5 separate regions of the Mus musculus genome follow, and regions 2, 3, 4 and 5 are each linked to region 1. Evidence: chromatin loops called from intact Hi-C (ENCODE). Cell type or tissue: heart. All regions are shown on one strand.

Region 1 (5,000 bases):
ACCACCAGAAATTCCTGCTCCCTACTCTTGTATAGGCAGGACTATGTATTTTTGGAGCCAAACTTCCCCTGTCTTCAGGAGTTCTTCTGGGTTTACGCCTGAAAGATCATCACAGTTGTGTTTGTTGACCCTTGACTGTTGACATTGGAAGGAGGGGTGTGGAGGGTCACAGATCCTTACTAGAGTATCCAGACCACCTCCTCAGGCAGCTGTATGCAATTCTTCCCTAACTACAAGAGGCTGTGGAGTCTCTGAGAAGGAATAGAGCAGCTGTTCTCAACCCATGGGTTGTGACTCCTTTGGCAAACTTCTGTCTCCAAAAATATTTACACTGTGACTCCTAACAGTAACAAAATTGCAGTTATAAAGTAGCAAAATGATAATGTTATTGATGGGGATCACCACAGGATGGGAAACTGTATTGAAGGGTCACAGCTTAAGGAAGGACGAGAACCAATGCTGTAGAGGTTGTAGGTGAGGAAGAATCATAGGAGAGGACGCCATCTCCACAGCTCTGGTGGAATCCTCTATCATGCTGGTTGCAGATCTTCCAGGATGGCTGTTTTAAGGCCACCTGTGCTCCTATCCATTGACACATTGCCCTGTAAAAGAGCCCAACACACTCATTAATTTTCCAAGGAAAACTTTGGTGGAATTTTACCTTGGTTTGTTAAGACTCCAGGAGGAGGGAAGAGATGGTGTTTATGACCCCAAAAGAGAAGACTATAGAAATACCCACTCAACATTCAATACTTGATTTCACTCCCAGAGGGCTTATCTTGCCCCTATTTGAGGCTCCCGAGGAATACTCTCTGCATCAGGGACCCCTACCAAGTCTGCTGCAACTGTTCATTTCAGAATATCAGTCTGGAAAGTGGTGACTTGGTAGCCTCGCTTCCAGTCAGTTGTCCAAAGGATAGGGAGGCCTACTTAAGCAGACAGGTGGGCTGCAGTGTTTTCTCTTGTTATAAAGGGACCTATGAAATATGTATATGTATATATACACTCATATATATGTATATAATCATTGTGTATGTCTATACACACACACATATATACATATATATCATGAATATATCCAAATACACACACACACGCACGCACGCATGCACGCACGCACGCCTGTGTGTTTGTGTGTGTGTGTGTGTGTGTGTGTGTGTGTTTGGATATATAACATGGTGCTTTTCCTAGAATCTCTTGCTCAATACCCAAACTGCACATGTTCAAAGACATTAGATGAAATGGTTTATTAATTCTATAAAACACACACACACACACACACACACATATATGCATGTATATATACATATGTATATATAAATATAAATAATTTATCTTCTCATACTATTTCAAACATCTCTTGAATATCCATACTATGTAAGAGGATATAGTACTGTATAGATAATCATGTTTAAGAAATGAGAAGAAAAAATTATCTGTACATACCTTGTACAGATACAGTTTTTCTATCAATGTTTTTCTTGTGTGGGAATTGAACCCAGACTCTTGTAGACTGTGGGCCTGGGTACCAGAGGTTTTCCACGGAGATCTCTGTCCAGGCTGGGTGTGAGGGTTCCAGAGAAGGGGAGTGGTGCAGACAGGGAGAAGTCTTTACCACACCTTCCAGGTCTCTCGGTAACTCCAAGCCTCTCTGAACTGAGTCAGACTGGGCTGTGCCTACGAAAAGCCAACTATCCAGTGAAGAGTGCCATCTGGGGCCTCAGGTGGCTCTTCAGGAGAGAAGATCTCTGCCAAAGTATTACATACAGCTCTTGGAACAAAAGGCTCAGACGAAGGAGTAGTTCTTGTGTACCTTTAATCCCCTGGATAGGATTTATATACAGTTCTGGGGTGATTCAGGGTTTGACAGCAGGTACCTCTCATTGGCTTGGACTGAGTTTGGGGGGAAACTTTATTTGCATGTGGGAAGGCTTGGTACTGTTCCTTCAAGGCTGATAGCCACGCCTCTCCTGTGGGGTCTGTGGGGGCTGTGGGGGCGGTAACTTCGACAGGTGCCAGGGGTCCAGGAGACATGGCCGAACACCTACCGTCCTATGTAGGTGGGAATTACCACCCATCAGGTTCTACCAGGGTTCAAGATCTAGCCTTGATGGAAGCCAGGCTGTCTGTGCGTAGCCCACAGTAGAAGCTAAGCAGGTTCTTGATGCTGAGATACATTCCAAGACCTTTCTTCTAATATTTTAAAATATGATATTGACAAATCTGCAGGTGCAGAACTTGGTTGAAAAGGGCCAGTTGATCATTGCATCTATAGCATACAGCATATATAAATACATTGTATACATAATATGCTTCTTGATTCACATATATAGTTATGTATTCATAATATACTCCTTGAATCACAATGTCTTGAGTATTTGCCCTTGGGCTCTATAGACTGAGTCTGTTTACCTTGGTGCTATATCAAAATGGATAGGCATAATTATCTCATATGGAGGTAGTCACTTTTCAATGACAATGAGATTACTAGCTATTATTTCTTCTGTCTCAGAAGGGTTATTTGATTTATTTATCTGAGGTTATTCAGTTAGTAAGTAACAAAGTGGGAATTTTCAACTTGGAAAAAAACTGTCAATGACATACTTCATTTTTGGCCCTGGAAATAGATGTGGCTTCTGGTCCTCAGCCTCTGCAGGAGATGCTCTCATTCCAGAGCCACCAGGCAGTACTGGGACCCTCCGGTCTCATGAGCTCACTGGGATTTCTGCCAAGATCTCTTAATTATTAAAGTTTTGCGTGAGAACACAGCAGCCAGGCGCTCATGCCTTTCAGAGCCTTTCCTGTATGGACTCCCTGTTTCAGACATTTCTTGGTAGCTGGCAAGCATCCCTCTGGAAATGGAGACTTCCTCCTAGATTTCAGCTTGTGAGCTTGTAGATCACACCACAGTTATCAGCGCTTCAGTTTGCAGTGGCTGCCTCCTGCCTCCTCATGACTCATCCTGGAGAGCAATCTCAACTTACGGAGAAGCACCATTTAGGAATGTGCTGCTCTGTGCAGTTTCCAGGAACCAGTGGCTCAACACCAGGCTTCGGAAATTTGTGACAACATATTTGCATACTGCATTTTTTTTAAATAAATACGATTTTTATAAATCCTTTGAGAATTTCACTCGGTGTCCATTGATCATATTCACCTCTCCTCCAACTCCTCCCAAAGCCACCTCATTCACTTTCCTACCCACCCAACGCTGACTATTCACCCCTCCCCCCAATTAAGTTCAGTTTGCTCCCCAAACACTAGGGAGTCCAGCCTTCCCTGAAGAGTGGGTGACCTACCAGGGGTCTCATCATGAATAGCCGTTCCTTCCCAAAGAAGCTATCAGATTCGGCAACTCCTCCGCTAGGGTGGGATTGCCTGCTCACCTCTCCTGGTTCATGCTGGGATTTTTTTTTTTTTTTGCTTGTCTGAAGCCTGTGCAGACCTTATGCATAGGTGCATAGGTGAATTCATCCTGTAACTGCCTGATTTGGTTATTTCTGTAAAATACTGTTTCCTTGAAGTTATCGACCACCTCTGTCTCTTTGAATCTTTCCAAACCCTCTTCCATGAGGAAGTCACTAGTAATGTTAGTTACTAGCAGGCAAGGGATGTGATTTGTACATTCTATTCAAGCCTGACCTCTTCCAAGTCTCTTGTTCTCTGCAGACTGATCAATTTGGGCTAGCTGCCCTCTACTGACCTCTTAGGGAGTCATTTGTAGTCATATATACTATGATTTCTTAGCAGAAAATAGAATTGGTTTCTCTCCCAAGGCCTGGAGCTTATTTAGCTGCAGATTCTTGGATACTTTGGTCAGGCTCAGGGGTGGGTTCTATCTCATGGAGTGGGCCTTAGAGTCAATCAGAAAATGATTGGTTACTCCTGTATCATTCATGCCACGATTGGACCTGTGAGGATATGTATTCTTAGACAGGGCTCATGTTGACATTCAATCTTTCCTACACATTGGCATGTCTATTAGTAACAGTTAATTTGTGGGCAGGGGCAAGACTGCAGCTAAAATGTCAAACCTAAACGATTGATGTCAAATCTTAAGATTCCCAGTTCCTTTGCTGTGGATGGGGATAATAGTGGTATAGCCAGGCATCCACCCTTCCATAAATATTAGCGGTTGGACCCACTCAGATACCCATAGTCAATGAATGATCAAGTTCCTTAGAGAAAGAAAAGTGTTTGGGTAGACTCTGCGAGTATTGTATTGTCTTGACTCCTTCAATGATTCCCTTTGACCTGAGAGTTGTAAGCTCAAATGAATCCTTTCCTCAATAAATTGCTTTTGGTCATTGTATGTCATCACAGCAGTAGACAGCCTGACTGAGATACAATTATGCCCACATATAGAGTGTACATGTGCATGTGTCAGGAGACCTGCTCTTTAGAGGAAGCTAGTCCTCATGGTCTGGCCCCACTTATCTCTTCTTTTACACAAAGGAAACAGGTCCAGAAAGGCGGAATAATTTGCCCAAGGTCCCAGTGAAGTGGCTGCTCAAACCTGGGTCTGAAGTGTTTCAACCCATAGACTCCTTCCAGATTCCACATCCTCGGGGCCCTGAGAAGATGGCTACCTAGAAGACAGCCAGCCTAGGAAAATAGCTGATACATTTTAAACAATCAGTTGCCTGATGAGTGGGCAGACCCTAAGTGGCTGGGGAATCTGTTTCCCTTTCTCTTCCTGACAGTGTGAGTGAGACCAGCTATTATTTTCCAACAGATAAACCTGAACTGTTTTAACTCAGGAAGTTTGAAGTTTCCCTTTCTCTTCTTAATTAGTGCCTCGCTTTCTGCGATCTCTAAAGCGGAGAGCCTGTCCCTCCAGAGAAGGGATGGCAGCTTCTTCAAGGCTCAGAGGTTTCTGCCTCTGTTTCAGACACTGCCCAACTGTGGACCTACACTCCCAAGAGTATCTGGTCCCCATTGTATTAGGCAGTCTCCTCAGCAGGAGCTAAAGCCACCAGAGTGGAGTGTGGGATATGTGG
Region 2 (5,000 bases), 95 kb after region 1:
TGCTCCTGGATCTGGTCCTTTAAAAACGTCTAAGTCAGCATGCAGCTGCTGGTGTGTCCATCGGCATGCAGACATGAGCATAGCTATCTTTGATGCTGTCCCATTCACCGTCAAATCATGAACCAGCCTGGGAGCCTTTTGATGGATAAATGGATAAAGGAAGTGTAGCATATACATTAAATAGAGTATTATTTAGTTCTAAGGAATTAAATACAGCCGATATTAAATCCCACCTTTTTAGGACAGTGCATAGACCTGCTAATAATTGTGTAAAGTAATGACCTAGAATGGAGACTGTTAGAGATGAAGAAGCAGGAGGGGGATAATAGGGGTGGATATGATCAAACTGTATGGGTGTTCGAAATGCCACTTCTAACCTGTGCATAATCACGTCTCATAATCACTGCTCATGGTTAATAGGCAGTAAGACAAGGCACGCAGATGGGGACTACCACAGTATACACCTGTCCAGACAGCCTTGAGACTTGGTCTGTCTGCATCATGATGAGAGCTGTGCAGCAGAGTCGCCTGGAAGCTTTGAAAAACCCCGACACCAGGCAGCCCTCAGTGACTATGACATGGCAATTCTGGCTTCTAAGGGGGTCAAATCTTCTGTGGATGTGAGTTAGAAGTACTCAAGGCTGTGAGAACAGCCTCTGGAATACAGACCCATGGGACAGGGCTAGGGCAGGGTTAGGGATAAGGCACCAGTTCCTTGCCAGACTTAAGCCTGCCTTTCGGAGGCAAAGGAGCAGTCCAAACCTTTGGAAATGAGTGAGGACCTTCTGCCCTGCTAGGCCACAGGTGGCATCTATGATATACCATTGATGCTGCCCCTTTAAGCTTTCTACCATCTCAGAGTTTCCCCCGGGGTTACTTCAACCTTGGGTTTCTAGGCTGCATACGCGAATAAGGCAGGAAATTCAAGGCCTGTCCACGCTGGAAGGCATGCAGGAAATGGCCATGTGCTCTATCTAGAGGTATTAAGCAATCACTGTTTCTTTGCAGTTGTATTGCAGGGTGGTGCATTATATGTGGAAGAAGCTGGGGGGTGAGGGTAGGGAGCACGGAATGGTTGGTGCTATTTCCAGGACCACAATGTCCTCCTTGCACCCTGTCCTAAAATTTGGCTATTCTTGATTTTTTTTTTCATGTGCTTTCTGAGAACTCTGGAATTCTCCTTTGCAGAGCAAATCCTACAATTAATTGGGATATGATAAGGGGACCTGTTTTTCAGCCTGGTGGACAGCAGTAAAGCAACCAAGTAAAAAGCCTATGAACTATCAACTCTTCACCAGAGCTCTTTAACTCCTCCTACCTATAAAGGCTGCGGGCCTTTATACCAAAAGAGGAAATCAAGGTATTGCAAACTTAATGACTCGGCTAAGTGCTCAAAGCCAGTTCGAGGCACACAGTACTGGGCTCCAGTTGTGCTGAGCACAGAACTGTGTTTTCCTCAGGATCTGATACCCCATGGGTCACCAGCTCGGTTCTTGTTAGGTGGCACAATCTGGTTGCGATGTAGACGTGAGTTGACCCATCTAATTTTGGTTTGGGTGGGAACACAGAGGCTGCTCAGAGGAGCCAAGCCATCTGGGAATCAGAGCCATTCTTCCTGGAATCTGGGACATCTGGCAAGGATGCAGGGATTTTGGAATGCCCCCAAGGAGATGCAGTGACCCTCCAAATGCCCCCAAGGAGATGCAGAGACCCTCCATTGCCTCCACCCCCGGAGGGATACAGAGACCCTGGAATGTTCTGCGTGGATGTAGATATTCTGGGATGTGGGGCAGAAACTCCACAACCCAACCTATCCGGCTCCCAGGGCGGGGCATTGGCACTGGGCCAGCTAGCTCCGAGCCCGAGGCTGAGGACGCTGGCCTGCAGTCTCCGCCCGCTGCACGCCCCCGCGGGCGGCTCAGAGTGGGAGCAGCGTGCTGCTCAGAAGGTCTTAGCTGGTGCGGGGTTCCAGGAGCCGCCTGGGAGCGCGGCGCCCACCTAGAAGGGCGGGAGCCCAGCTGGTGCCCGCCTGCCCCAGAGCGGAAGGAATGTGACCCCCGAGCGAGCGCGGAGCAGCCCTTGAGCGGCTCCCAGGGCTCCGGTTGCTCCCGGCCTGAACGGGTTTAGTTCGGAGCTGCTGGATTGTTGAACATCGCCACTGGGGCACCCGGGCACGCCCAGGTAGGAGAAAACTAGAGAGTTCCTGAAATAGGGTCGCAAGGCCTCAGAGCTGCCTTGACCCAGACAAATGCCTTTCTTAAGTTACTCCCAGTAGCCAGCAGGTCAGCGTTCTCTGTGGATGTAGGATAAAGGTAGTGACAGTTTAGTCCTCCCCCTTTCTGGTGTGTGTGTGTGTGTGTGTGTGTGTGTGTGTTGGGAACTTGCCCAACTCTTTAAGTTTGCTCTAGGTAGATGAGTCTCCCTTGAGTAAATTGCTCCCAGGCCTTGAAATTGGGCCAAATGCAACTAACTTGTTCAGGAGTGTCCCTCTTAGAGGTTTGGGCTCAGAAGAGAGGTCTTAATGAGGCAAGAAGTGGATTCCTTAATGCCCCTGATGAGATGTCTCCTCTCTCCAGACAGGTCGATACTGGGGAATGTAGATGCATTATTTACAAAACCACACAGCACTTGGCTGTTTATAGGGCCCCTTATTCTTACCGCCCTTTCTCCTCCCAGAAGTCCTGTAGGTGAGATGCCAAGGTCACCTTGCTTTATATCAGAAGCTTAGCGGCTATCTTTTCTGAGGATTGGCACCCTCTGAGCTTCAGATCCCCTTGGGGAGACCGGGTGAGTGAGAGCGGCTGCCAGGGAAGGCAGGTAGACTCATCTTCCCACCAGGCTAGCTCTCTGTACTGCTTCCGATGTTCACCAGCTGGGAGCATCCCATCTTTCTGACCCCAAGGAACAGCCTAGGAACTGAGACAACAGAATCTAATCAGTTGGGCTACTTGGGCCATGATAAAGAAGAGATGAAGTCTATCTGTCATTGGAATTGGTGCCCGAGTCATCCTCACTTAATAGTAGTCTTCTGGGTGGTGGATATCCCACATGGAATCCCATGGCTGTGAGCTCCAGGAGCTGGTGCTGGTGACAAGTACTACCTCTTCCCCCTCTTAACTTACCAAGCAGCTGCTGGCATCCTTTTCTATTTTGATCTCTTCTAATTTCTTAATATCCTACCCATTATCTAATTTAATTATATATACACACATCTTAAACTAGCTTCTGACCTAAGTGGAAACATCGTGGGCTGGCTCCCATTCTGGTGCATAGTATTTACTTGCCAGTAGGCTCAGTCTTGGGTGGCCATTTGTTCTAAATTCTCACACAGCCTTGGCTCTGCTGAAGCCCCATGCTGTGATGTGGCAGGAGAGTGCTCTTCCTACTCCCGAGGCTTGTAACATGTAACATCTTCCGCTGAATCTCCATCCCAGTGAGACCGCTTAGCATTAGCTTTCCTCATTCTACCAAACCAATAGTCACTGAACGCGACTATGTCCCAGGCACTGGGGGAAGTATGAGGGAAAGTGAAGGAACTAAATGAAAATCCCCGTCTTCTCATGCATAGGCCCTCTTGGCAAGTCATAGACTACCAGAAGGCTCCCCCCCCCCCGCCCCCCAGAAGAGTACTTTGAAATTTACCTCTTTGCAAAGCCTGTGGGTCTGGCTGCCCTGTAGGACACAGTAGAGAGGGCGGGGAGACAGTAGTCATACATGTAGCTCAGTGGTTTTCTAAGGAAGAGCAGGGATTCTGAGATATACTCGCAGGCCAGCTGTGCAAGAGAACCAGGATGGATTGGAAACCTGCGGATGGGAGGGACCAGCAGGGAGTGTCTACTCACCTGCAGTCAGAGATACTATAGAGGGAACAGCTTGTTGGTGAGCCAGGCCATTGCAGTGGGACAGCCATTGCATACAGTACGGGGAAGAGCATAGATCCTCAAGAGTCTGAGTCTGTACGGTGGATCTATTGTGAACCTGCCACTTCAAAGCAGAGAGGTTATCAGGACCCTGACTCATTGGCCATGACCTGCCCCGTGTGTTGTTCTTAAATGTGCTGGCACTTGATCTGCATCTCCCTCTCTCTGTGGTTGCGGCATGGTTAGTGCTACAGGAGAAGGACCTGCAGAGTTAGCAACCTCACTCTCCTCTGCTTGCTTGCCTGCTGGGGCCTCCGGAAGCACCATATTCCTAGCCAGACCCGGTGCAAGAGTGGGCAGAGGGGCCCTGCCAAAGAGAACTGTCACTAAGCGTGGAGAGTCACTGGAGATTTTTCCAAGTCCCCTGTCCCTTTGGTTTCCAAACTGTCTCTTCCTCCTGTGTGTCCTTTGGCATACATATGACCAAATGATTGAGGCATTTTTCTATCTCACCTGTTTTGTGAGGGATTTATAAGATGTCATAAATTAAAAAAGAGTGAGAAAAAATGGAATGTCAAAAATGACCCGGAAAGCCCCAGCTGTCAGTGTCTTCAAGGTAAATGTAAAATACTCGAGAAAATAAAACTGATGTAAAGTCAGGTAGAAACTTGTATTTGGTTTTGATTAAAGGGGCAGGAAGAGCAAGACGTAGGCCTCTGAAGTTACCCGTTCTGCAAGCACAGGTTAGGAACCACAGCACAGCTTCCAGCTGACAGAAAGGCTCTCCAGAGCCTGGCTCTGCATGTCTGGCCACCTCAACTCAAAAACCCAGGTCACCTAAAAGTATAGCAGTGGCTCCCAGGGGGATGAAGTGAAAGATGAGCCGCTGTCCCTTTCAGTCAAAGAATCTTACCCTGTCGATTACCCAACACTTTTGTGTACATATTTTTAAACAACCTGTTTGCAGATCCAAATTTATATCATAAAACTTAGCTGTTCTACCATTTTTAAACAGCAGTATGGTGTTTAAATGTAAAGAAGACATAAAAGCACTTTTATTAAACTCACTTATTTCAGCATGTCAGTTCTTAGGGTAAGGCTATGCAGCATTTTATATAAGTTGACCAGAGAGAATAGCAT
Region 3 (5,000 bases), 53 kb after region 1:
AGAATGCTTAGTGCCTTGGGTGGGTTAGTCTCCTCCTCTTCCTCCTCCTCTTCCTCTTCCTCCTCTTCCTCCTCCTCCTTTCCTCCCTTCCCCTCATCTCCTCTCCCTTCCCCTCCTCTCCTCTCCCCTCCTCTCTTTCCCCCTCCCCTTCTCCCCCTCCTCCCCCTCTACTTCTTCCCCCCCATCTCTGCTTTTCCCACTCTAGGAAGCCAGAAATACCTCTGGAATGAAGCGCTACCCACCCTCTAAGTCAGTGGAAGATATTGCATTGCTGAGTGTTTTAGCTTGGCTGTGAGTACATCAGCAGGCTTCTCTCTGAAAACTGTGGGCACCCCCAAGGCAGCCTCTCCTTTGTCCGATGGTTTCTGGTCCACCCAGAGCCTCCCTATCTCTCCCAATCTTTATAGGAGGAAAATCAAAAGCAGGAGAAAAAAATAGGAAGAGAAACAGGAGGTGGGAGAAGAGGGGGAGGGAGTACCAGGAAGAAATGAAAGCAGAGGAGGGAGCAGAAGTGAGAAGGTTCGGGAGGACTGGGAAGGGTGTAAGGGAAAGGACTGGAGGAAGGGAGGAGAGGTCAGGAGAAGCTGGTGACTGGAACTGGCTCGCACTGTTCCTGCGGAGGAAATGCAGGGAGGCTCCTTTTCCGCAGCGTGCTCCCTCTCGCTCTTCCCCTGTCACTGCTGTGGGCTTGGGGTGTCAGACACTCGGGGATTCTGATCATTGAAACCCATACTCTCCCAGCCTAGCTTTAAATGATGGAAAGATACCTTGGCTCCATCTCTTTAAAGTGCCGAGATAGCCTGGGATGGACCAGTGAGGAGCACTTCCTCGGTTCTTCCCTGGAAGGCCCTCCACTTCCCGAGTGTGAATTCCATCCCGAAGATAACCTCAGTGCTTGTCTTAGGAAGGCTTAACAGGGGAAGGAAAAGCAGGGTGGAGAAATAGGGGCTGGAGTTTTACCAATATACGTTATAAGCATGTATGATATTCTCAAAATCTTTAAAAACCCACTGGCAGTGAGTGGCCCTTTCAGGATAAACTTTCCACTATTGTTAAGACCTAGGTTCGATTTCCTGTGGCTTGACTGGTCCTGAAGGCATACACCAGGCAGAAGGGGGATGGACTTGCTATCTGGGAGTCTGCCCCGGGGCCTCGTTTCTTCAGACCTCCAGACACCTGGTGTTGGGACAGGTCAGTTCTTCCCAAGCCCGCTCCACGTGGGAGCAAAGGTGGAAAGTGCCACTTCTCAGCATGTATACATCCACTGTGTGTGCTGGGCCAGGGTGTTACCCATTGTAATGGTCACAAAACCATAGCAAGAAGGTTAACCAGCCCCCAGCCCCTGCAGCAGCTCAGGGTTGCCATCATTCTTGTCTGGGCCTAAATAAGACCATTTGCTTTTATTAATTACCAGTTCATCACGGCTGCCTGGTTGCCGCCTAGCACAAGAAAGCCTTCCAGAAAAAGGCACCCAGAAGGGTGAGACCCTTAGGAAACCCTTAGGAAACCACCCAGTTCCTGACTGGACAAATCCTGTTTCCAAACCAATCATCTGGATCCCAGTTAAGACTTACAAAGCTGCAGCAGATAGGGCCCACCTCTGCCTGGCTGAGGTGTCTTGAGAAAGGCACCTAATATAGCATGTTCTCTTCATCTTAACATAGATATAAAATTTTACATTTCCCAGAAGAAAGCCTGACCCAGATCCCCACCAGCCCTTGAAGAGAGAAGGTAAAATCTACAGCAGGGGATCATCCCAGGGAGTCAAGGGGGGCTGTTCTCCGGGGAACAGTGGAAAATATTAGAAGACAAGGTAAAAGAGGAGGGAGGACATCCTGTGGGGTCCCCTTTAAGTAAGTGGCAGAAAAGGGATCTAAGCACTCAAATTAAGAACAACGATTTAGGGCTGGAGAGATGGCTCAGCAGTTAAGGGCACTGATTGCTCTTCCAGAGGTTCTGAGTTCAATTCCTAGCAACCACATGGTGGCTCACAACCATCTGTAATGGGATCCAGTGCCTTCTTCTTGTGTGTCTGAAGATAGTGACCGTGTGCTCACATACATTAAATTAATAATATTTTTTTTAAAAAACCAAAAATTTACCCACTGTTTTCTGTAGACAGTGTGACAGCCATTCTGAGTTGCATGAAGACATCTTGGGAAGGGTACTGAGAGCAACCAGGAATGTCCATCAAGGCCAACTGACAGGGGATTTATAGCCTGGAGTAGGTAGTTAGGTGGCTTGCTATCTGTGATAGCGGAGTAGAGGCCAGCATGATGACAGGCCACACTCTTATGACTCTGAGAACATTCTCAGGAGAAGCAGGAATAAGTGAGAAAGCCCTGCAGCAGCCCCGCCCCCCTGCCTCCCCAAGGGGCTCCAGGCTTCCAGGTATAGGGTTCTGGCTCTGAACTCTTTGAACTGAGTAAAGTTTTGTGGCATAGACTGGGAGATGGCAGTGTGTGTTGGGGGTGGGGTTAGATCCCAGGCCAGGCACTGTCTGCGAAGAATCAGGGTAGGACTGTAATTTTAGGCCAGGTATATGTTAGTGGGTTCATCTAGATTTAATGTAATATTAGACAAGGGGAGAAAGCCTGCCTTGGGAACTGTGGGAGGCTCATGTGCAGCCAGGGTACTAATATTTCATAAGGGCCTGGCACGTTTGCTGAATGCTTCTGGCTTACTGCCCAGCACCGAGTTTCCTGTTCATACTGTTCATACTTCCCCAGATGTGTCACTGCAGGATTAAAACCCAAGAGGCTCTGACACAGGCGTCATCAGGAGCCCACTTTCTCTGGGTCGTCTGACTAGAAGTGAGCTGTCTGTCATTCTTGTGCACGCCAGCCCAGTAATCATTTGGAGGCAAAGCAAACTGTAAGTAATGCTGTCCTGGGCTGACTTGAGGAGGCAGTTTTCGTTTTAACAGCCAGTGTTTATTTGCTCAGCAAACGTTGTCTCGGGGAGAAATGTCGCTGGATGTCATCAGAGTTCCCAGTGCCCCGAACCGTGAACAACACAAATGGTAAGATGGCTTGCTGCACTTTAGGGTTTTCTGTCTCGGTATTTTTCCTCCTTCTCGGGTATGTGGAGATGTTTACTTACACGCTGAAGAGTTATTTGGGAAGGACAAATGGAAACCGAGTAAAGATAACACTATGCTGTTCACTCAAAGGAGACACAGAATTTCTTGGTATTTTACATCCCTACGGGCACACTTTAACATTAAGAGGTGTGCATTAGCATATTAAGGTGGCCTGGAGTTAGGCTTCATTGTGTGGGAGATTCACTATGAAATGCATGGAAATTATAATCTCTAAGTACTTTTAGGACTTATTGTAGACTCCTTTGAAGCATACTGTTTGTGAGTTAACATCACTTATAATAAGCTACTTGTAATCTATCACAGTCATGGCTCTTGCACCAGTGGGGAGGGTTGTAAAGAGAAGAGCTGTTTCTGAGGTTGATTTAAAATGCCATTTTGGACCTTAGAACCAAGAAGCATCACTTCCCATCAGTGACTGCGGTATAGAGGGATGCACTCACACTAGAGGGTTCTTGGAGGAGGACAGCCTCACTAGAGGGTGTGCTGAGGGCCTTGCAAAGCTATTACCAGGAGCCACTCGTTGCAGAAGTGATCATGTACCCTACAGGCAACACACACACACACACACACACACACACACACACACACACACTTCTTTCCATAAGAGTTAAAAAGCAGCCTTGGAAAACAAGAACATGCTTTCTTTTTTGTTTTGTTTTGGACACAGAGTCTTGCTGTGTAAGCTCTCTGTTTGGAGGCTTTGTACATAGCAATAGAGAAGGTTGTGTACGCACTCAAATGAGGATTATAAACTTTGCTCTGATTTCTCATTGGACACCCTAACCTTTATAGTTCCCATCAGCCATCTTTCTGTTAATAACAACAACAACAACAAACAACAAACAACAAACAACAAACAACAACAACAACAAAGGGGACAGAATCAGAAAGAATAAAGACAGGAAATAAGGAAAAATCTGAGGGTGTGTGCGGCAAATTGAAGTTTACTGTCTTCCATTTAATTCATTAGACTCCAAATTGTTTCACACAGAACGCTAGTTTTGTGCTGTGTTGGTGAGCTTCTAGATGGTTATAACACAGGGAGGAACTCTCCCAAAGGTGCAGACAGGCAGGGACCAAAGCGTATGCCGAGTCCCAGCATGTACTTGAGGAGCAGCTGGCCCTTTGTGGGTTGTATGCTCTGTACCTGTTCTCTATGCTCACTGTAAGCACGTTGATCTGCTAGGAAGGGGCGAGAAGAGAATTACCCAGATGATCGGGGAATACTTTCTGAGATTAAGACGGTATTTCTAATAGGGTAATTCATCTTTTTTTTTTAAAAAAAAGATTTATGTTATGCATGTGAGTATACTGTCACTGTCTTCAGACACATCAGAAGAGGGCATCAGATTTCATTAAAGATGGCCTTGAGCCACCATGTGGTTGCTGGGATTTGAACTCAGGACCTCTGCAAGAGCAGATGGTTGTGCTTTTAACTGCCAAGCCATCTCTCCAGCCCCCAGGTAATTCGTCTTTAAAAGTCATTTTCAACAGCACAGACACTGGTTAAAAACTATGGGCCCACAAACCTTATTGGCGTAAGCCTGACAGTCTAATGAGTGGGAAGACATGGCAGCCATTATGAAGGAATGATGAAGGTCTGCTTCTAGAACGTGCCTTTCAAAAATCAGAGACAGTACTCGTTCGTTGTTACAAAGGTAAATCCACAGAGATGATAAAAGGTAGAGAGCAATTCTGCATCCCGGCAAGATGAATACCCTGGTGGGTCATTGCGCCTCTGTGCACCCTTCCTCTGAAGTCTGAGTAATTCAGACTGGACTTGGAGACTTCAGAGTTTTGGACTATGGGGACACAATGAAGACTGTGTAAATATTCCCAGATCAAACATTTTCTAAAATCTGAACAGTTCTGGTCCCCAGGATTTCAGATACGGGAA
Region 4 (5,000 bases), 49 kb before region 1:
GTGCCACTGGTTTTCAAAGGGTTAATTCTAAACCCAGACCCTCTTGGAATGAAGCATCCCATTGGGAAAATGTAAAGCTGAGGCCAGCAATGGCAGAAGAAAGAGTCACATGTGACGGGATATTTTTTGCAGTTAACATCGGTTGTGGAAAGAAACAGCTCTGAGTATTGAATGTTCTGTGGTATTACAGTGGCCTTGGTGAAACCATTCAAGTCTATGTGCTTTGGGGCTTTTGCCTGCTGTGTGGACCAGTGGATGGTGACATTTGGCCAATAGGTGCTAAAGCTTTACTTGAGCAGAGCTATTTGAGGAAACTAAGTTTCCTCCTAAAGAGGGGGTTAATTTCTGAGGGGTGTTTGAGAAGACAAGCAAGGCCCTGTGCTGAGAGCTTCCTGAAGATTGTGAGGTAAGGCGGCCCCTTTTCCTGCTGAGTTCTGACAATCCGTGTGTTCTATCTTGCTGTCCCCAGGGTCAAGACTGATAGTCCCGTGCAAAGTGTTTCTGGGAACTGGTACATCTTCCAACACCATTGTGTGGTGGTTGGCTAACAGCACGTTTATCTCGGCTGCTTACCCAAGAGGCCGTGTGACCGAGGGGCTACACCAGTAAGTGGGTGAGGGTCTCTGCTGTGATTTATTTTCTTCTGGAGCCGATGTCACATTCAGGGCCTGTTCACATGAAATACATACTATATAAAATATTATAATATATAATATGTATTATGTAATATATGATATAATATCAATACATATAATATTTTATAGATAATATCAATATATAATATTTTATATATAATATATATGTTGCAGTAAAAGTAACATTTAATAAAGGTATGAACTGTTAGGGATTCAGAACTTTAAAAAATTAAATTTTGCTCAACATTGTCTTAAGAACCAAGTGTTCTCTATACTTGTATGAGTTGCAGTTTGCTAGTTGACTCTTCAAACGTTTTTTTTCCTTGATTTTATTTTATTTTGTCATTGGTTATTTCATTTATTTACATTTTAAATGTTGATATTTTTTGCATGTCTGAAATATTTCAGTTGGTTCATTTCCATTTTCCACTTTGTTACACTCATGACTCTTAAAGATTTTCACCAGCTCTTGTAAACATTGTAAAGGCTTGACACAGTATCTGTACTAGACCTGTAGTCTGATATGTCTCTAGAGAGAGAGAGAGAGAGAGAGAGAGAGAGAGAGAGAGAGAGAGAGAGAGAGAACTGAATATAGACATCCATCTCCTCCTTTAGTTTTCATACTCTGAAAGCCGGAAGGGAAGGAGACAGAATCTGAAATCTCAACCACTTTGTTGTTGTTGTTGTTATTGTTTTGTTTTTTTCAAGACAGGGTTTCTCTGTGTAGCCCTGGCTGTCCTGGAACTCACTCTGTAGACCAAGCTGGCCTCGACCTCAGAAATCCGCCTGCCTCTGCCTCCCAAGTGTTGGGATTAAAGGCGTGCGCCACCACTGCCCAGCCCGGCTACTCAAGCACCTTTTAAGTAGCAGTCTTGCTACTTTGAATTAGCGTGGGCCTGGGCTTGCTACTCTTTTGGGAAAAGAGTAACAAGCATGTTTGTTTTAATGGGTACAATTACTGGATGAAAGTGCTGCATGGTGGTATAATTATTGGCTTGCAGTGTCACTGTAAGTGTCCAGTGTTAGTGGACTCACTGCTTACTTGGTCCTCCTAGTGAGCATGCTCTGAGATGCCTTTACTCCCTTGAATGGATAGTCAGGCCACCTCATTGGCTTCTGCTTACGTTACACATGGGAGTCACCCTGACTAGGACCATCCCCAAGCTGTCCAAAGCCTCTGGCCTGTGCTTGTTTCCCTATGAGGGAGGATATCCTTGAGGGCTGGAGTCCTGGAAACTCCCTCTGCCTCACCAAGTGGTGAGAAAGTCTAATTCCCCAAACTAGATTTTTCTGTTCCTACTTGATTATTGGAGGTATTTTTGATGACCCCAAAATGAAGTTTTCCAACTAAACCAAGAGGAGGGTATGTGCTTTTATTGTGACATATGTCCTGTTACAGAGGAGAGCAGCAGCAAGGACACATGGTCCTCTGGGACAGGCTAGAAAGTCTCTCAGATGAGCATTGCACACAACAACAAGTTCTGAGAATGCTTCAGAAGTTGTGGTCAGTTTAAACACAATGGATGTTTCTAATTTGAGAATGTCTGCCTGGTTATCCTGTAAAGGACAACTACTTCAGATACATACATCATGCTCTGCATACATACTTCATGCTCTGCATATGTACATCATGCTCTGCATACATACACCATACTCTGCATACATAATCGTGATCTACATATGTTATCATACTCTACATATGTTCATCATACTCTACATATGTACATCCTACTCTACATATGTACACAATGCTCTACATACATACATTATGCTCTACATATGTACATCATGCTCATATGTATATCATGCTGACTATGTATAACATAGTCAACATACATTATGTTTTACATATACACATCATGCTCTGCATACACACATACATTATGCTCTACACACATGCTCTACACACATCATGCTCTGCATACATACATCATGCTCTGAATACATATATTTTGCTCTACATCCATCCATCATGCTCTGCATACATACATACATACATCATGCTTTACATACAACATCATGCTCAATAGAGTGTTTTCTCACCCAGCCAGTACTCAGAGAATGATGAAAACTATGTGGAAGTGTCGCTGATTTTTGATCCAGTCACAAGGGAGGATCTGCATACAGATTTTAAATGTGTTGCCTCGAATCCACGGAGTTCTCAGTCACTCCATACCACAGTCAAAGAAGGTATGTATGGGGGGTGGGGGGAACTGAAAGGAAAAGGAACGCATTGAGTGCTTTCTGGGTGTTGGGTGGAAGCATGCGTATTTAGATGTCTTCTTGTAGGGCACTGAAAGCAAACATCAAACTCTGTGTGTGTGTGTGTGAGAGAGAGAGCGTTGTACATACATGTTCACACGTGTGTATTGTACATTCATGTTCATGTGTGCGTGTGTGCGCACACACACACATAGGTGTGCAGGTGAGTGTAGGGGCCATAAGTGGATGTTGGAAGTCTTCCACAATTGCTCTCAAACTTATATTTTTTTGAGACAGAGTCTCCCACTGAATGTAGAGCACATTGAATTGGCTAGACTGGCCAGGCAATACGCTCAACGATCTACCCATCTCCACTCTAGGGTTCAGGTTATAAATGTGTGCACCTGGCTTTTATGTGGCTGCTGGGAACTCAAACTGAGGTCCTCATGTTTGTTCAGCACACATTGCACAGGCTGAGATATTGCCCCAGTTGCTCCTCCTCCTCCTCACCCTCCTCCTCCTCTTCTTGGCATGTAAATGTGGTGTGTGTGCACATATATATGTGTGTTAATATGAGTGCATGTTCAGTGACCTCCCCCCCTTTCTCTGAATGTGCTTATGTGTGTATATGTATGTGAAAGCCAGAGATAGTCTTTCTCAGTCACTCCACACTTTATTTACTTAGGCAGTGTCACTCACTCTAACCCATAGCTCATCAACTGTATTAGTCTCTCTACAGCCAGCCAGCTCCAGGGTTCCCTATTTCTGTCTCATGGGTACTGGGCTTACAAGCAGGCTCTCCCATCCACATCGCATATATGTAGGACTGGGGATCTGCAGTCTGGTCCCCATGCATGTGCAGGTAAACACTTCATCTACTGAGCCACTCCATGCTCCACAAACCTCTGCTTTAAAAAGAATTATCAATAGAGTGGACATTTGGCATTGGGAGATTATACTCAGGTAAAAGTAAAAACCGAGCTGGAATAATTTTTAGTAAACATACAAACCCTTGCAGTGAGCAGAACACCGTGTCCTCCTGTCCTCTCTCTTGGAGCACCAGGGTTCGCTGAACCCACATCATCTCTAGAAGGTGATGGATCTCCTTATCTTAAACATGAAGCTGAAAATCTCTTTCCTGCTTTGTGTGGACCAGGATTTCAGGGCAGCAGGCAGCTGTAAGGTCAAAGCCATCAAATGGCAGGAAATCAGTATCGTCTACAAGGACATTTCAAAAAGAAAAAAAAAAACCTCAGTGATTAAATCTTATTGTTTAAATGCTGAGAAGGAAAGGGAGGTGCAGTTAACATAGTTTCTGCTGAGAGGGCACAGATACAATAACTTACAGACCACAGTAAACCTAGAGAGGAGTCCGAACACAGCTCTGGAGCAGTAGCCCGCAAACTGCCTTTGGGCCATAATAGTGTGCATGTCCAGGGAGGCAGCTGCAGGCATATTTAGGTTAAATTACGAAGATGATTTGTCCAAACCTCAGAATGGCAATGGATACTGAGCACATCTCCATTGCAGCTCTGAACCTTCCCAGCACCCACCTAACCCAAGCCTCTACTAGACCATAGGCACATCTCTCTGATGTCACAGGTGTCATCCTCAAAGGGCTTAGCTGTAAGAGACAAGTTTTCCAGAAATCAGTGTGCATTTATCAAGGAAAACAAACTCTGATGTTTTTCTTCCCTGTCAACCTATGGTGCCCTGTTCTGCAGGGAGGGATGCTCCGTCTCACACCCTCTCTTCCCTCTACAGTCTCTTCCACGTTCTCCTGGAGCATTGCGCTGGCACCTCTGTCTCTGATCATCTTGGTTGTGGGGGCAATATGGATGCGCAGACGGTGTAAACGCAGGGCTGGAAAGACATATGGACTGACCAAGCTACGGACTGACAACCAGGACTTCCCTTCCAGCCCAAACTAAATAAAGGAAATGAAATAATACGAGAGTGACCCATGTGGTTTCTTATGGGGGTGGGGTGGGGTAGGGTGGGGTGGGGTGGCTGTACTGCTTGAAAGGTTCTGTGTTTTGCTGTGTTGTTTAGCAAAGCTCTTCATTTGTAGCTGAGGTTGGAATCTTATGCTCTACTCTTCTCTGAAAATTAGTTCTGGGAGAAAATGTGGAGGGGAGTATGAACAACACTGCCCTTTGTGAC
Region 5 (5,000 bases), 100 kb after region 1:
GCTGGTAGTTCTGTACAGCTGTTTCTCTAGTGGTTCCCATGGTTAGAATGTCTATATGTGACACTGCCTGTTACTAATCTCTGTAGAATCGACACCAGTTAGATCATGTGTCCCCACCCTCTCCTTTCTGAGACTAGTAAATTCCTAGGCCCATGGACTTTTTAGAAGTTGGTGTCAGATGCTCTATCTTATCCTGAGGGTTTGAGCTTGTGGCCTTGATGCTTCCATTTCTCATAACCGGGAATCAGGAATTGATAAGGGACAGCATCACTTAGACATTCAGGACAAAGGCTGAAGGGGAAATGAAATGTGAACACCCACCCTGGAACTACAACGTAGCTTATCTTGAGGTCTACTTCTCTGATGCCTCTTCATTTTCCCTTGAAGAGATCTCGGAGGCGACCTTCCTTCCCGTTTAGCGACACACTCACCTTTGTGTCAATATAAAAACAACTCCTTGGCTGGATCTCTTTGGGGAAGACTGATGAACACAGTGGGAGAGACTCAAGTTCCTGCGTGTCTGTAGATTTCCTTGGAAATGCGCCCACTCTGGTTTCACAAGCACAGGTTCCTGTAAGTACAGAATTGTACAGTGGTTTCTATAGTCAATGGTTTTGCGGCCTCATGCGGTCCTTTCTGCCTTCCCTGTCACACTGACATTTTTGATTCTAAGGCTGTCAACTATTGACTAGATAGTTGAATGTGTATATAACCAAGGTACACCCGGGGAGCACCGCCATCTTCATTGGTGGATTTAGTTTAATACCGAATCCCACTCTTTACATTTCTATCCATTTCCAGTAGACATGTAGGCTGTGGCACTTCATAAGCTGGGGTATATGTTTAAACTCTCATTTTTTCTCAATTATGACAAAATTAATAGGAGCTGAATTTTCTAAATGTTTCTCTGTACGTTGTCTATACATGCAGACACATCTCTGGGGGAAAGGTTACAGATGTGTTACAAATGCTGGAGGACTATGAGGCATTGCTTTGGATGGTAGGCATGTAGGGATGAGGACAGAAATGTGGAATGTGTGTGCTGTGGTTTGAGTGTGGTCAGAAGAGTTCACAGGTGGGAGACATAATCTCCAGTACAGTTGTGTGAGGCAAACCTCAGAGACAATTAGGTCTCGAAGGCCCTGTTCCTAGGAATGGATTAATGTCAGTATTGGGACGTGAGATCATTCTCACAGGAATGGGGGTTTTACAGGAGTGAGTTCAACCCTCTCCTGCTTGCTCATTCTTGCCCTTTCTTGCCCTTCCACATTCTGCTTTCCACATTCTTCCATGGATGATACATCACGTGTGCGAATACACACACACACACACACACACACACACACACAGACATACACACACACACACAGACACACACACACCACACACAGACACACACACACAGATACAGTGCTGGCACCATGATCTCAGACCCCAGAACTACGAGCCAAATTAATTTCTGTTCATTATAAGTTGCTTGCTGTCAAGCAGTTTGTCATAGCAGTTATATAGGTAGGTAGGTAGATAGATTAGAAATAGATGATACATTAGAGATAGATGATAGATAAATGAAAGATAGATGGTAGATTATAGATACATGATAGATTAGAAATAGATGATAGATGAAAGAAAGATAAATGGTATATTATAGATAGATGATAAATGATAGATAGATAAATGATAGATGGGTAGACAATAGATAGATGAATAGATAGATGACAGACTAAACATGGTTAAGATTTCCTTTACACATTTCAGACTTGGAAGTTGGCTCCAACAGATCCCTGGGAGGAGGAGGAGGAACTTACTCTTGATTTAGACTCGCCCTCTGGGTTTCTATTGAGGTTCGACTTCCTTAGAATTTCCTCTAGAATTCCCCCAAGTCCATGATTTGTACAGGTCCACTTTGCAGCTCACCAGAATGTCCCCTGTCAGAAAACAAGTCTATAAGACCTAAAGGATAGGCCCACTAGAGATTGGACTGCCGGCACTTGCCTCTTGATTATGCTTCAGGGTCTTGGGTACCCAGTAATTCTTTACCCAACTCCCCAGACTCCCATTCAATGGCTGCCAAAGACTGTCTTGGGTGCCTTGGGGGACTTCACTCTAATATGTCTGCCACGGAGTCCTGTCAGGGTTGTATAGAGGGGAATGTAGCTATATGTATGGATTAGGGTGTCAGCTGGAGATACACTAAGATCCCCTTATAATGTGGAAAGAGCTGGCTGAAGACAGGGTTTGGGGGTAACTATGGGCTACTGTTGTGCCTGCTCTAGGCAGATCCTACCATAGGGCCAGCACAGCCTGTCTTTGCACACTGAGTTCCCAGGCCCAGGACAGGCTTTCCTCAGCAGCACTTAGGAGCTTCCTCTGAGGTGGACCCACACAATGGGTGTCTGCAGTACATCTCACAGCGCCCTGCCTAGCTTCTGTTCTGGAAGGCAGGGTTCTCAGTGTTGGGGGAATTCCTCAGGAAGAGGAAGAGAATTCTTCAAGTTCATGGGAAATTTCTCATTCATAAGAAACTCTCTAATAAATTCAGTATGGCCACATACAAGAAGAATACTCTCTTCAGGTCTGACCGTGCCTTGAGTACTATGTCGGGGCCCACGACTGTCACTTCCCTTGTTCCTTCACTGGGCAAGGTAGCTCTTGCAGAATGATAGAAAGGCATTGCCTCTTTCCCTTCTGACCCTGGGATGAGGGCCAGCTCCCTCCCACTTGCTGCTAGCTTGTCCATCCTTCGCAGCTTTTGTCCTGGCCACCACCCTTCTGAGAAGGGGCTTTTGTTGGAAGTCAGTAATTGTCAAACTGATTCTTGTTCTTACTTTCTATTTTTTTCCCTCCATACTTTACTTCACATTGGTGCATCTCAATCCGAGTCTAGCGCTATGTTAGGCTGCATCTGTTGCTGTAACAGAACACTGGAATCTGGATGATCTGTAAGCCATAGTTTATTTAGTGTAGATGGCTGCATCTACTGAGGGGCTTGTGAGGTTTCCTAACAGCAGACACAGGGAAAGACAGGTGGGTGCTTGTGGAAGAGACTAAGAGGTAGCCTGGCTTTGTAACAGCCTGCTCATGTGGACTTCAAAGATGGTGGGTGAGGGATTCCTTCCATCCCCCCATCTGTCTTCCACTAGTACTTATCATGCACCTGGCCCATGTACACTGTGGAACACAGCTCCCTGCTCACAGGGATATGGGTGCAGGCTGAGCCTCTCCTGCTTTCTCCCATCTCACGGGGGGAGCTGCCTGAAACATCTGAGGCACCTGCATGTTGTACCCTGAGATGCTGTGTAACTTGCCCCTGGCTCTGGGGAAGGGGTGTGTGTGTGTGAATGCCCAAGGCCAGAGTCTGATTGGTTACCTCAGAGCCATCACAGGTCTCTGTGATGTTAGGGAAGGATAGACGAGATGCATGCTGGGGCAGAGTAGCACAGGTACTTAGGAGCAGCTGCCAAGACACTAGCTGTGAAGTGAGAATTTACTTCATACTGATGCTTTTCAATCTGAGTCTAGCGCTCCAATAGGCTGCATCTGTTGCTGTAACAGAACACTGGAATTTGGATAATATGTATCCATCCCCAGAGTCAAGACAGAGATGGGGGTGAGCCAGGTGCTCTGAGCTAGAGACTGAAGTATCCTTCTTTTTAAATACATAAGGAGAGCTCCTGGCTTGGGCAGTGTTTCTCAGGAAGAGTTATGATGTAGCTTCAGTGTTGGTGGTCCAATCATGAGTAAGAAGCGGAAAGAGTGAAGCCATTTAAAGGGGGTTTCAGGTGGAAAGCAGAGTAGGCTAGGGTGAATGGGGAGTCTTCTTTGTAGAAGGTCCCCGATGCACGTAATTCCATCTTGCCTGCTTCACATTTTGTGAGCCTCCCTGTGGTATGTTCTCGGTGGTTTCCATCAGCTAAAGTCATTTTTGAGGCTCCTGGGGAGTGAGGGGGAGGAGCTCCTGCCTGTTCTCTTTGACTTTGCACTGTAATGTGTCCAATGATGAGGACGGTGAGCCACTGTGCCCCCGAACAGTGAGTGTGATGCTGAGTTCTACCTCCTGAGTCCAGCGTGACTCATAGTTAGGATTGAGTGTATTTAGTCTACCGCAAATGCTTAGCGTTGGTTTGGTCAGTCTGTTTTAGTGGAGGACATTAAAAGGTCCCCACCAGCTCTTAATAGGAATACGGAAATGACTCAGACATGGAAAAAATAAAGACTCCAAGATGCTAGAGGAAACTGCAGAAATAAACAATGCCTGGAGAGATTCCTACGGCACACACCAGCAAGGCAACTGCACACAGCTCTTTGGAAGTTATTTTAAATTCTGAATATGGGAAGTGGGCATATGGATGTTTGGTTTAAGGAAAAAAAACACTTTTTTTCAAAGAAGCTAATGTGCCTGCTCTTCAAAGGGACTTTTCCAAGTTTTTTCTTTGGGCGTGTGGCAAAGCCTTACTTAGCCTAGTATTTCGTCAGTACTGAGAGACAGTCATCCCCAGAGGGATTTTTATCAATTTCTGAGTCCCTCTGACAAAACACATGGTGCATGCATTTAACCCACTTAACCCTTTGTGTGTCAAATTCTGACTCCTTTGCCTTCTTGTCCTAAATCCTAAAGGACCGTGGTACATTGAGCTCTGTTTGACTTTGTCATGACTGGATAACCCCTTTAGACTTGTCCTGAGGTGCTGGTGGCCCTAGGGCCCTTTCCACCTGTCCGTTCAAAAAGTCTATGCTCTTCTTCCCCAGGTAGACACGTCCCTTAAAGATGCTCACTTCCTCACGAGCAGCAGGACCATTCCTATAAGAAGCAGCCAGAATTCTTCAAGGTAATAGGCTGGATTACCATGGGGCCTTTTCTCAGGGGTGATTGGAGCCTGTCTCCTTTCAGCCACATATAGTCTTTGGATAGTTCCCCTTCTATCAAAGGTGTTTGCTGGCCACATATTTCTGGGGGCATAGTTGTTTGTTGTAGCCCACCAATTCTTGTTTTTGTTTTT

Evidence for each region. Peaks named below come from ENCODE experiments on the same cell type or tissue, not always from the same donor. Only the 100,000 strongest peaks of a DNase experiment are listed, where the experiment ranks them.
Region 2: it touches region 1 in a loop (1.8-fold over the local background); 6 of 42 quality-filtered maps call a loop at or near these places.
Region 3: a loop joins it to region 1, with 2.4 times the contacts of the local background. A loop is called at or near these places in 8 of 42 quality-filtered maps.
Region 4: it touches region 1 in a loop (2.1-fold over the local background); 9 of 42 quality-filtered maps call a loop at or near these places.
Region 5: a loop joins it to region 1, with 1.9 times the contacts of the local background. A loop is called at or near these places in 6 of 42 quality-filtered maps.

The regions. Positions count from the first base shown.
Region 1 is chr1:40,169,244-40,174,243 of GRCm38, forward strand. No RefSeq gene overlaps it. Among named protein-coding and RNA genes, the nearest start is that of Gm35741, 23 kb to the left of the region's middle. In heart, no CTCF peak of the experiment used is centred here; a DNase peak (open chromatin) is centred at 2,838; H3K27ac peaks cover 864 bases.
Region 2 is chr1:40,264,701-40,269,700 of GRCm38, forward strand. Il1r1 (interleukin 1 receptor, type I) reads left to right here and starts at 1,886. Exons shown (of 11, transcript NM_001123382.1): 1 at 1,886-2,181. In heart, a CTCF peak has its summit at 1,952; DNase peaks (open chromatin) are centred at 801 and 1,851; H3K4me3 peaks cover 1,348 bases; H3K27ac peaks cover 1,816 bases.
Region 3 is chr1:40,222,285-40,227,284 of GRCm38, forward strand. It overlaps a transcript of Il1r1 not described here. Among named protein-coding and RNA genes, the nearest start is that of Il1r1, 42 kb to the right of the region's middle. In heart, no CTCF peak of the experiment used is centred here; DNase peaks (open chromatin) are centred at 627, 1,507 and 2,697; H3K4me3 peaks cover 546 bases; H3K27ac peaks cover 1,930 bases.
Region 4 is chr1:40,120,440-40,125,439 of GRCm38, forward strand. It overlaps Il1r2 (interleukin 1 receptor, type II), which reads left to right. Exons shown (of 9, transcript NM_010555.5): 7 at 470-605; 8 at 2,683-2,825; 9 at 4,602-4,791. The coding sequence ends at 4,768. Among named protein-coding and RNA genes, the nearest start is that of Gm35741, 26 kb to the right of the region's middle. In heart, no CTCF peak of the experiment used is centred here; no DNase peak of the experiment used is centred here.
Region 5 is chr1:40,271,349-40,276,348 of GRCm38, forward strand. All of the region lies in intron 1 of Il1r1 (interleukin 1 receptor, type I), which reads left to right. Among named protein-coding and RNA genes, the nearest start is that of Il1r1, 7.3 kb to the left of the region's middle. In heart, no CTCF peak of the experiment used is centred here; a DNase peak (open chromatin) is centred at 2,343.